Linked DNA regions of Homo sapiens: all the other regions are linked to region 2. A link is a contact called in ENCODE Hi-C or POLR2A ChIA-PET data. All regions are on one chromosome and are shown on one strand. Each heading gives the region's core, a stretch centred on a gene start or an enhancer-like site at or near the end of the contact. The rest is flanking DNA. Distances are from core to core; before and after follow the strand shown. Region 1 holds the start of FNDC3B (fibronectin type III domain containing 3B). Region 2 overlaps TNIK (TRAF2 and NCK interacting kinase). Region 3 overlaps FNDC3B (fibronectin type III domain containing 3B). Region 4 overlaps PLD1 (phospholipase D1).

Region 1 (2,999 bases), core at 110-2,609, 780 kb after region 2:
AGCCAGAGAAGGCATTTGGACTCAAATGGGATCTATTGGATTGTACCCTATTGGCACTAAGGAACTACTGCCTACCCCCCGCCCCGGCTTCTCATGCAGGACTATGACCTAGAATTGGAGTTATGTTATAGAAAGATGGCTTCAAGTTCCCCTTTGAGGAGCTCCACAGTAAATAAGCCATTTAGGAGAGAGGTCCCCATTTCTCTGGACTCACCATTGCCTCCAAAAAAAAAAAAAAAAGGCTAAAATCTCCCCAAAAGAATGGCAAATGAACAAGGGAAGGAAGGAGCTATTTCTTAGTGTTCTTTAGACTTTAACAGAGTATTATGTACTGCTATTATTATTTTTTAGGTTAACAAAAGTAATACATTGTCTCTAGTGACTCCCTGAATGCTCCTTTGTAGCTTAATAGTTGAGGCTGAATGTAGCTATTCAGAATACCTGGACAGCTATGGATGGAAGGGGCTTCTCTAGGCTAACTTTTGCTCTCTTGTCTCCTGAATAATCTGAGGGGTGGCATGGGATGCAGTCTGTTAACCTCTTAGAGCCTGTACAACAGAAATACATTACATTTGACTTAATATGAACTCAACAGTTATTTAATGAGTCCTATTGTGGTCCTTGCACTGTGCTATATTTTACGGATATAAAGATAAAAGTAAGAAACAGTCTTTGTCCCTGAGAAACGCATTGTGAAATAAGGCTGGGTGAGTTGGCTCACGCCTGTAATCTCAACACTTTGGGAGGCCAAGGCGGGAGAATCACTTGAGCGACAGAGTTCCAGACCAGCCTGGGCAACCTATTGAGACCCCCTCTCTTCCAAAAAAGGAAAAAAAAAAAAAAAAAAAAAGGGTGCGGTGGCTCATGCCTGCCCCGTGCCTGCAGTCCCCAAAACAAACAACAACAACAACAAAAAACAAAAAACAAAAAGAAAGAGGAAAGAGAGATTTTAACTTAAGTATAATAAAAATTGCTCATACTATGTTAGTTGTATGAATAAAATGCTGTGGGAAATGTGGGAGTAATATAGCTCACAAGGTTGCTGTGGGGGTTAACAACAACAAAAAGCGAAATATATGTGTAAATGAAAAAAAGTCAGTTTTAGGCTTAATTATCACTGAGTAAACATTGCCTTTATATTACTTTGGCGATCTGCAGAACGCGCAGCCCTCGCCATTCAGGAGTTGTTAGTTCCCTAAGCCTCAGGTTTCTTTAGTCTGGCTGAACCAAAAGGAGTTTCTGCTTAGCTAGGCAGGGCCGGGGGACAACAGCTTCTGCGAGTCTGCGATTGTGGCGGCCGGTATATTCGGCGGTTTACGGTAATGGGCGGGCCCCAAATCCCCATGTGGTCCCGACATCATTGACATGGCGGAATCCCCCATCAAACCCTCCTGGTAGTTATTTGAGCGGCGGCGGCGGCGGCTGGAGGAGGAGAGCGGCGGCGGCGGGAGCAGCGAAGGGGGCGGCAGGGATCCTCCAGGCTGCCGGCTGGGAAGGCGTGGGCGACCCGGTGTGTGGCGCGCCCAGAGCCCCGCGTTTCAGCCCTAGGGAAGGTAAGGCGTGCAAGAGCCGGGGACTAGAGGAGACCGGGACCCCGAGCGCGATCGCCGGGTCCCGGTGCACTGGAAAGCCCCGGCCTGACGCCGAGTCCGCCAAAGTGCGTCCCTGTCCCGGGAGCGCCCTGGGCTTCCCGGCAAAAACTTGGCGCCGGAGTGCTGGGGCGCCCCGTGCTCGCCTGGGCACCCCGGGAACACGGGACCCGGGAGGGGGCGGCCCCCGCCTTGCTGGGCTGGGGTCCCCCGCCTGTGCCCCCTGCCTCAGGGTTTGGAGGAGTGAAAGAAACGGGTAGATTCCTCTTAAAAAAAATTGGGCAGTGGCTCGCGGCCTCCCCCCACCCCCAGCCTTCCCAGCAGATTTTGTCCGAGGAATCCGCTCCCCCTCCCGGAATCTCCGCGGCAGGAACGCTGCCCAGGAGGGGGAGGGCGGGCGGCGAGGCCGAGGAATCTTCGACGTGTCACTTTCTGAGGCTGTAGATTTCCATATGGTGGAGGGAAGAGGGCGGGAGTGCGAAGTGGGGCTGGAAGTTGGGGCCGCCTCTCCGCGCCGGCGGGGGCGGTCGGGGGCCTCGAACCCGGGGATGCTCGCGGGGAGGGTCCCGAGCCCGCGCCGGCCTGGCCCCCCCGTCCCCGGCTGGGCCTCTCCGGGACACTCCCCGCCCCGCTGCTGGCCACCTCCGAGCACGCCACGTCCTCCTCCCCGTCCTGCCCCCCGGGCTCCCCCCGGGCTGGGGGCGGTAACCGGCGGCCGCGGCCGGACTTGGCGAGCCGGCGGCTGGAAGCTCGGGCGGGGGAGCGGGGCGCGGCGGGAAGGAGCGGGCGACCCGGTGTGTGGGCCAGCGGAGCTCCGGTCAGTCGGTCACCCCGAGGGGCGCCTCGGCCGGGGATAGGGCGGGCGGGCGGAATCTGCGCCCCGAGGCGGCCAGGAGGGGCCGCGCGGACCGTCTGGTGCCCGCGGCTGGGCTGGGGCCGGCAGGCGTGGGAAGGGCCTGTCACTCTCGGCAGAAAGTGGGGCCTCGGGCTGTGCCCGCGAACTTTCCCAGAGGTCCGGGTCCCGGCGTCCCGTGGGAACCGGAGGACCCGGGCCCGCCGTCTCGGGAGACTGGGCTGCGCCGCCCGGCGGCGCCTTTGGCGGGGAGGCTTCCAGGAGTGCGCGGTCGGAGTTGGAGCTTTTGGAATCTCAGCTCCCACCCTGCCATCCCAGACGAAGGGAAGCAATGGCATTTTATCCAGACAGTGCCGTTTGCAGACTTCCTTAAAAGTTATAACTTTTTGTTTTCTTTTCTCCTCAACCCAGCATTTTATTTAAACAAAATTTAGAATTTGGCCGCAATGGGCCAACGCTGGGGCCAAAAATCCACAGGTTTCTCTCTCCATCCCTGCTGGTTTCTAGTCCCCCCTCCCCCTCTTCCCTCCCAGGCTTAATCATATTTTGGAACGGGT
Region 2 (2,783 bases), core at 190-2,689:
AGTGTGTCTTTCAGGATCCATTTTTCTGGACATGACTCAGACAACCAGCCATTTAAAGCCCTCTTTACATTTAGTGTTTTTAATATCTGCTCTTAAATTCTTAATTCATCCCAAAGTGCAAATGATTAATATTAAATTTCCTTTTTTCTTAAGAATGTTTATTTTAGCAAGAAAATAGTAACTTCCAGTACTTGTGGAACAACAGAACAAAGACCTTCCATACCTCATTTATATTGATCTTAATGTAGCGTGTCTATTACTAAAGACATTTTACAGAATAAAACCCCAAATAGTCTTAAAAAGATAATTTGATTTTCTTAAGGACCATTCTCCAAATTCTTCGGACCCCAAAGACCACACCACACTCTTCCTCTATCAGGCTGCTACAAGATGAAGGAATGATCAACTAATTTACAGAATTTTAGGCTTTACCTAGAGCAGTGGAGAATGCAGTTTTTAGAGTTTTAATATTTGCTCACCCTTCCCCATATAAAGCAGAGTCTCAAATATAAACCCAGATTTCCTGCCTGCAACTGTAAATTCAGTTTCTGGATATACATCACCAAGATAAACTGTTAGATACAAGCATCACCCAGATGTTTTGTAGTATTCATATTAATAATCCTATAAGCCTCTCTTTGGGGCAGAAAACAATGATCATTACTGATCCAATTTCCATTACTGGATGAAGACTCCCAACTACTAATACAGATACATGTGTCTATCCCTCCCTTTACAGCTAACATATAAGGGCTAAATGGAAATCCTAGTAGTACAGCATTTATCTATCATTTTGCAATAATCTGTGGGCAGATAACACAATAGCGACTCGTTCCTTTAATTCAATTTCATAATCAGAAGTGATATGCAAAATATAAGTACAGAAAAGCTATTTTCAGAAAATATGATCTGATTTTTCACAGTTTTTGAATAAGCAAGATAAACGTTATAATTTGGAGTATGGTAATGGCTTTGGGAATTGTGTTCTGAGAAGTAAAATAAAAAGGGATTTAGCATGTAGATTAATCATATGGCTTTTCCAAAGATTCAAAATTTTGAGAAAGCCATTTTTAACATATCTGAAAATCACTTAGAATTTTCAGTGCCATCCTAGCCTCTTCCTCTAATTTTGGTTCATAACCACATCTTATTTTGCTGGATTGCAATGGACTTTGAGGTTGCAATATGTTTTATCTGATGCTGATTCAATTTAGACAATAAAGGATTGAAGTTCTTGAAAGAAACATCTGGCCAACAAAACCTGATATGAGCAGAGAAACTATTAATCATTACTTTAGGTTATGGAAAATCCCACATTCAAATGAACCAAAAAGATTCTTGAAAATCTATCCCTCTACTCCCCATGAGGAAACAGTAGATTTTTCTAAAGCTCCCTGGGTGACAAATGCTGTCTGGTTACAACCATCTTAGCTAGAGCTAAGATGGTTTCAGAATCAAACTACAAATCATTTTGAAAGTTTCCTGTTTTGCAAACTCCGGATATAAGCTAAAGCGATTTTTCTATTCACTACCTAGACATCACCTGCTCATCAACAGATTTTAAAGCATCTTGCAGAGGCAAATTTCCAAAAAAGGTAGCCTAAGTACTTATCCACTATACCACCTCTTCAAAAGCAGCAGAGAATAAATACAAAGTTGTCTGATTAGTCAGTAAACAAAATGAATTCAAGCTGAGGTGCCTGAACACGGGCAAAGGAATGTTTTGTGCCACAGGCCCAAAAGAACAAAGCTCATTTTGTTGCACATTATCAGGTGTCATGGTTCATATCCTGGAGTGCCTTTAGAGACCCCAGGTGTGGCTGCTGCTCAGTGTTTCAGAAACATTCTTCTGTTTGGAAGGACATTGAAGAGCCGTAAATGCCACAACAGTTTCTCTACTTTCTAGGCCCTCTATGGTTTTGAAATTCATCCCATCTCCTTGGATTTATATTGATTGTGGGTATGGCTTAGTGGTGATGGGGGAAGGGGTCTAGTTCTCCAGGAGGAACTCAAAGGAAGGCAGTTGTATAGAACCACAGAAACATATAGAATTATAGAATAAAGTATTCTGAGCAGCTAATAAGACGACCATTTACTACTTTGCCACACAGAGGGAAAAGAAGGAAAACAGCTCCCAACAAGGAAAAAAAAAATAAGTACCCAATGGTCCTCTTCCCTCTTTTGAGCATGGCTGTTGTTTCGGGGTTTTTCCAAGCCTTGTTTTTTTTCATCAATTATTTTCTTTGATGCCTACTTCACTATGCATGGGAACAGAAAGCAAACTATTAGAAATTTTCACACTGCCAGAAGTTCAACAAATGAGTCTACAATTCCCAAGGCCCAGGGCCTAGAGAAATACCAGCTGAAATTAAAATAAGGAGAAAGAGAATCGATAAAGAGGTTAATTAGCTTATGTGGTACAGTCGAGGGAGGCAGAGCATTTTGCTGGGAAATAGCCAGGATGTCCCAATGGGGAGATGCAATCTTCTTAACCAAACGAGATGCCTGGGGAACTCTTTTCTCCAATACTTCATGAACACTAAAAAACAAAGCCACAGATACAAAGGACAGAGTGCTGGCCATGAAGAATCATGGGGAGCTACTTCATAAACACTTTAGGAAATACTGTTTTGCCCTCCAGCCAATTTCCTCTAAGCTTCAAGGTCAGAAAGAACTTTACAAAGGGTGACTAGCTGAGGAGTCATCCAATTTACTTCCTACTGACCCAAAAGAGAAGCCATTTATTACCACTGGCAGGAATGGATGAATTCTGACCATCCCCA
Region 3 (2,794 bases), core at 274-2,773, 890 kb after region 2:
TTTACTGATTTTTCCCCCCCCTAAATAGATGGCATGATTGTGGGCAATGACTTCATTTTCCTACTTGTAGAAATCAGTTGAAATTCTAGTCTCCCTTTCATTGCTTATTTATGATAGACTTGCTTTCATAGGGTTGCTGGTGATGGCACCAGTTCAAACATTTTAGATGAAGGTTTATAAGAATGTGTATACTGTTCAGATATGGGGTTATAGCTAAAACAATGGGTCCAGTGTTCCATGAATTTAAAGTAAATTTTGTTGTAGATTTTTAGTTGTTGGTTTTCTTTTGAATAACAGCCGTTCACTCTTGCACCACGCCTGAGCAGCTATATTCAGAGAAGGCTGTATCCTCTTATTTTATCCAACAAAGCAGTTTTTCTAATGTGCCTCCTTTTACATTTTCATTGAATTCCATACTTCTGGCTGGGCATAGTGGCTCACGCCTGTAATCCCGACACTTTGGGAGGCCAAGGTGGGGCAGATCACCTGAGGTCAGGAGTTTAAGTCCAGCCTGGCCAACATGGTGAAACCCCATCTCTATTTCCCCCTAAATACCAAAATACAAAAATTAGCTGGGCTTGGTGGTTGGCACCTGTAATCCCAGCTACTCAGGAGGCTTGAGACAGGAGGATCACTTGAACCTGGGAGATGGAGGTTGCAGTGAGCTGAGATCGTGCCATTGCACTCCAGCCTGGGAGACAGAGTGAGACTGCGTCTCAAAAAAAAAAAACTTGTTTCCATACTTGTTAAAATTTTTATTTAGTGCATTCTGTTTCTTAGGCAGTACCAAGAAGCAGTCAGGGCTATATATTGGGAAGATCATTATAGATTTTGGAGTGAGATTGCCTGGCTCAAAAATCCCCTGCACATTAGATGTATATTGTAAAATTAGTTCCTTAACTTCTCTACACCTCAGTTTCCTTATCTGTAGAGCTGGAATAGTAATTTCTCTCTGGAAGGATTGCTGTGATTAAATGAGTTATTGTGTACAGAGCACTAAGAACAATTTCTGAGTCATAGTAGGGGCCCAATAAATAGGAGTGATTACTAAGCTTTCGCTCTTTATTATGGGTGGGCATTGACCCCCCCTTCATTTTTTGTTAGCTAATCATTTTTAAAGCATTTCAGAAAGCCTATGCGAACTGGAGTTATTAGGATTTTTTAGATGTCTTCACGTTTAAATTCTAACACTTCAAAATAACATGTTTAAAAGTTATGCAATCGCAGTTTAACTCCTCAACCCTTCTGCCCTTTAGGCTTGTTAAACAATGATTAAAATGTCATCTCTGAAGGTACCACTGCTTAGAGTTCTTTAAATGTCACAGATCTTTGCATGTCAGATAATTCAGAAAAGCGAGCAGTGTCGCATTACCTCAGTGGTTGGCCACAGGCTATTTCACAGCTTGTAGTCTTTCAGTTCCTGCTTTATTCTTTCTGTATTTTTTACTCTTGTTCTTGCACTTCCAACCTGAAATAGAAAAGTTCATGTTACAAGTGTCTTTAAGGAAGACTGGATTAAGTTCTTCAAGGGCAAGGGTCAAAGCTTAGTCATCTTTGTATCCCAGAGCCTATCCTGCATGCAGGAGGCATTCAGACTGAAGGAAAGTCATTTCCTGATACTTGTCTTAGTCTGTCTGGGCTGCTATAACAAAAATACCAGAGACCGGGTGGCTTATTAACAACGGAAATCTATTTCCTACAGTTCTGGAGGCTGGGAAATCCAAGATCAAGATACTAGCTTCTTTGGTGTTTGAGGAAGGCCTGCTTTCTGGTTCATAGATGGCAGTTTCTCTCTGTGTCCTCACGTGGCTGAAAGGCCTAGGGGTCTTCTTGGGCCTCCTTTATAAGGACACTAATCCCTCATGAATGGGGATTAGTGTCCCTCATGATCCAGTCACCCCTTCTAGTACCACCCCTTCTAATACCATCACCTTTGGGGTTAGAATTTCAATGTATGAATTTGCGCTGGGGTAGGGGACACAAACATTCAGACAGTGATAGTACTGCTGAAGATAAAATGATGGAAAAATTCTCTTAGGTAATTTAGAGAAGTTATTTATTTTTGTTGTTCTGAAAAGGTAGTTAAATTTAGTTATTTTCACTCTTAGTTCCTCAATTTAAGATAATGAATACAGGCATGAGTGTGTTTCCAAAAACAGTAATTCTGAAAAAGTCCAATATATGGATTAGCTTCTCTTACCTGTAAAAATGCATGAGGGAATCATTATATTCATGCTTTTAATAACTTTATTTTGGGGGAGAATAGGATGGGAATACCTTAGAAAATGTTAGGCTATTTAATCCTTAAAGATACATCAACTTTTTCCCAAACTTTGTATTTATTTTTGTGTTATTAACAAATATTTTAGGTTACTCGTTAATTTTATTAATATTTTATGTTTTCTTGCTGTTGGAAATTATAGCGTTTATGTATAGTAATAAATTCTCGGTAAACTCTGTGTCAGACCCAGGAACAAATTATGCTTTAGTAAATGAGGGTTGGGGCGGTGGCTCATGCCTATAATCCCAGCACTTTGGGAGGCCGAGGCGGGCGGATCATGAGGTCAAGAGATTGAGACCATCCTGGCCAACATGGTGAAACCTTGTCTCAACTAAAAATACAAAAATTAGCTGGGCGTGGTGGCACACACCTGTAGTCCCAGCTACTCTGGAGGCTGAGGGAGGAGAATCGCTTGAACCTGGGAGGTGAAGGTTGCAGTGAGCCGAGATCGTGCCACTGCACTCCAGTCTGGTGACAGAGTGAGCCTCCATCTCAAAATAAATAAATAAATAA
Region 4 (3,196 bases), core at 248-2,747, 540 kb after region 2:
TAACCTACTAAGTCTGCATCTCTGGTAAACCCTGACTGATTCATGATGTTACGGTTATTACTGTTGTGAGGACACAGAGGAAGACCTCTTGGCGTGGAATCACCCAGAAAGACACTAAAGAATCTCACTCTTGTACTAGCTCTCTCCCAATCTCTTGCAATAATGGCCAGGAGAAGAGAAGATTGTGAGTTAATTTTTCAAAAAATGAGATTTATGATAATTTAGAGATGCACAGTGAGGTGTGGCTATGTTACTAAGCTCTGGCCAATGAGATGTAATTGGGAGTACTGGAATTATGAGACAGGGCCTGCAAAGGAAGCTGGCATGCTCCTCTTCCTCTATTCTCTGTCTGTAATGTAAATATGATGTTGAGAGCCCCAGCAGCCATCTCAGACAAGGGCCACATCCTGGAGGTGGCAGATTGGAGAGCTCTAGAGACTGATGACTTCTAGAGCCGTCATGCCAGCTCCCAACGGACTACTTCTGGACTGTTTATACATGAGAAATAAAGCCACTACCTGGGGGCTCTGATACTTGTAGTGAAACACAATTCCTAACTGATATAAGAATTGTTTTCTTTAGTCTTCCTATTCCCTTAGCAGTAGACTTTTACATCTAAGTTGCTACGTTATCAGGAATAGCTGTATTTAATTTCACTGCTATGTACATAGGACACATTAAGTGTTTAAGAGGATTAGAGGAGACAGCCACAGTAAAAGCTTTTTCGTATTTCTCCATGTTTCTGTGTTTTGGCAAAAGAATATGAGAACTTTTCATAGTCTGCAACAAATGCCTTCACAAAGCCACAAACTTTAATTCCCATGGAATAGAATTTCATATGGCAAGCCTGTGGTTACATCCAAATCCACTTATTCAACAGATTTGTGCTGTAAAAAAACCTCACACTAGCCTATCTCTTTAGATAGGCTCTGTCTTTTCATGTTGGAGTCATCTAATTTTCCCCAAACCAACAACCCTTGCACATGTCTGGGGTATATTTTTTTGCCGAATGCAAACCACATGGTCATTTCAAAGCCTATAATTCAGTTCAGGAGCACTGGGCTTTCTGGATGCTCGTGAACATAACCATCAAGAGTGACACACATTTCTGGCAGTCACCTTGCCAGCTCCAGCTCTATTGTGTCTCTATATCACGGTGAAAAACTGCCTGACACACTAGGCAGCTGACATGTGTAGGGAAAAAAATATCAGGCCTGTGACCAAGGGGAAAATGAAGTGATTAATATGGAAAACACAACAAGAAACATCAAACAGGAAAAAGCTGACACTTCCTATTCCTTTAGCTTCAAGTAAATGTGTTTTCTCCTCACACTGACTGTAAAAGGCTGGATCGAAGTATTGACATGATATAAACGTGTCAGATGTCTTCCTCACCTGGGGCCATTCATAATACTGAAGAGTCTTTCACTCCTTTTTTTTTGTTTTGTTTTAGAGGGAGGGAGGGAGGTGAGGTTAACGTAATCATAACCCTGAAAAGATAAACTTGGGAAACTATAAGCATAAACACAATGGGCCGAAGTGTTCCCAGTGTGAGTCACCACTGTTGTGCCCCAGCTCCTTTGTTCCTGCCATTTCCTTCCTTTCAGAGTTCCGGAACATTCCTCTCTGGCTGGCCTGGCTCCCTTTCCCAACACCATCCCTTAAACACTGGTGTTCTTCAGGCTTCTGAACTCGACCTAGTCTACCTGTAGACTGTGTCTCCTCATTCTATGTCCTCACAGGGAGGTGAGTCTCATAGATACTCATTCATACCCACAGCTTTACTACTCCCAATGCCACCATTCCTTTCTTCTCTTTCTCCTGAAGGCCCAGTGCCTAGTGAACTGTCCTACCAGTATCTATTTCATCAAGTCCCAAACTGAACATAGTCATGCTTTTCTACCTTGCATCTCAATTCCATCCTCTTTCCCTGTCTCACAGCCCAGCCACATATGCACCCTGTACCTCCGTTATTGGCCCCATCATGCACCCAGGGGCCAGTTCCATCCTCTTATCTATTCCACCTTATTTCATATACTAAGAGTAGTGGGGGCTGGGTGGCCCCAAATGAGATTCTTATATTCTGGGAATGCAGATGGATCAGGGGCCCCTGGCCATCCATCAGGCATTCAGTACCACACCAGCTGATCTGCAAGGTGAGAAGGGGGCCCTCAGACACGAAGGTCTCGCTGAGCAAACCAGGGGACAAACCAGGAGAAGGAAGAGGGCCTGTTTCCCTGCCCAGCCCCAGACTGGCTGAGGCTGATGGAGCAAGTAGCTGCAGGAAGAAGTGGAGAGGATTGTCTTTCCCCCTGCCTCTGTGAGTCACAGAGAAACACAGTAAATTTAGGCTCCTGGTGACAAAAGGAGTCAAGGACATTTCTGCAGGGCACATACCAGGTTCCAGCATCTTTCTAGAGCCCCACCCTCCCCCCAGATTTGCAAACTTGAAAAAAACAAGTCCTGGCATGTGACTCCTTTTGGCATAAATCCTCTTCAGGAGGACACCAGCTATGGCTGAGGTGGAGCCTCACACACAAAGCCCTTTGGCCCACGGTCATCAACAAGGAAGCCAAAGCGGAAGACTCCCCAAGGAAGTGGGGCTCTCAAAACACATGTGAGACAATGCCAAGATACCACCAGGAATACCTGAAGGAGACTTGCATTGAAGGTCCTACGGATCCACGTGGGAACACAAACCAGTGAAATTTGCGTGATCTCCACTGACTAGACATCATTTGAACCCTCATGCTGGCAGGGTCTGAAGACATTTCGTAATCTGTCTCCACTTTTGATCCCTACTGTAGCTCCCCTACAAAACATTTCTACAGATTGCTACCAAGGTAATCTTCTAAAATTATAACTCCAGTGGTATTCTGGGCTGGCTCATATAGGCTCCTGAGAGCAGACTGGGAAATTTTCATCAAGATTGGGAAATTTTCAGCAATTTTGTGAGTCAGTTGTTAAACACATAAATCATTAAAAATTAAAATATTAAAAATTGAAGTTACTAAAAATTAAATTATATAAACTTACAATAAATTATATTAAAGCAAAAGTTCTCCATTTATCACTTCTTTATTACTTTTCTATATTTTAATAATGTCTATTGTCTTGAGGTTACTTATGCCTATTTTATGTGTAGTGCAGTCCCCCCTTATCTGTGGTTTCATGTAACTAAAATTTCAGTTACCTG

The links. Hi-C counts contacts between places; a loop is a spot of excess contacts on that map. ChIA-PET counts read pairs that join two places held with the same protein, here RNA polymerase II (POLR2A). Pooled maps may share reads with other maps.
Region 1: a pooled map shows a loop between it and region 2 (3-fold over the local background). The contact joins the promoter of FNDC3B here to the enhancer-like site in region 2. A Hi-C loop is called at or near these places in 1 of 37 single-sample maps with no recorded cell type and 3 of 50 pooled maps. POLR2A ChIA-PET finds 5 or more read pairs at or near these places in 1 of 52 experiments (PC-9).
Region 3: a map with no recorded cell type shows a loop between it and region 2 (3-fold over the local background). The contact joins two enhancer-like sites. A Hi-C loop is called at or near these places in 3 of 37 single-sample maps with no recorded cell type and 3 of 50 pooled maps.
Region 4: a loop to region 2 is called in a map with no recorded cell type, with 1.8 times the contacts of the local background. The contact joins two enhancer-like sites. A Hi-C loop is called at or near these places in 3 of 37 single-sample maps with no recorded cell type and 1 of 50 pooled maps.

What each region holds. Positions count from the first base shown.
Region 1 is chr3:172,038,219-172,041,217 of GRCh38, forward strand. FNDC3B (fibronectin type III domain containing 3B) reads left to right here and starts at 1,360. Exons shown (of 26, transcript NM_022763.4): 1 at 1,360-1,553. RefSeq lists enhancers at 1,180-1,847, 1,848-2,514 and silencers at 1,433-1,612, 1,753-1,852, 2,033-2,282, 2,343-2,712.
Region 2 is chr3:171,253,957-171,256,739 of GRCh38, forward strand. All of the region lies in intron 2 of TNIK (TRAF2 and NCK interacting kinase), which reads right to left. Among named protein-coding and RNA genes, the nearest start is that of MIR569, 150 kb to the left of the region's middle. RefSeq lists an enhancer at 1,832-1,881. Within about 2 kb of position 1,440, at least 6 of the 41 ENCODE cell types and tissues checked have a DNase peak (open chromatin) inside an H3K27ac peak, as active enhancers do.
Region 3 is chr3:172,141,133-172,143,926 of GRCh38, forward strand. All of the region lies in intron 3 of FNDC3B (fibronectin type III domain containing 3B), which reads left to right. Among named protein-coding and RNA genes, the nearest start is that of FNDC3B, 100 kb to the left of the region's middle. RefSeq lists enhancers at 1-206, 1,395-1,444. Within about 2 kb of position 1,524, at least 11 of the 41 ENCODE cell types and tissues checked have a DNase peak (open chromatin) inside an H3K27ac peak, as active enhancers do.
Region 4 is chr3:171,790,339-171,793,534 of GRCh38, forward strand. The region is part of intron 1 of PLD1 (phospholipase D1); the gene reads right to left. Among named protein-coding and RNA genes, the nearest start is that of PLD1, 19 kb to the right of the region's middle. Within about 2 kb of position 1,498, at least 6 of the 41 ENCODE cell types and tissues checked have a DNase peak (open chromatin) inside an H3K27ac peak, as active enhancers do.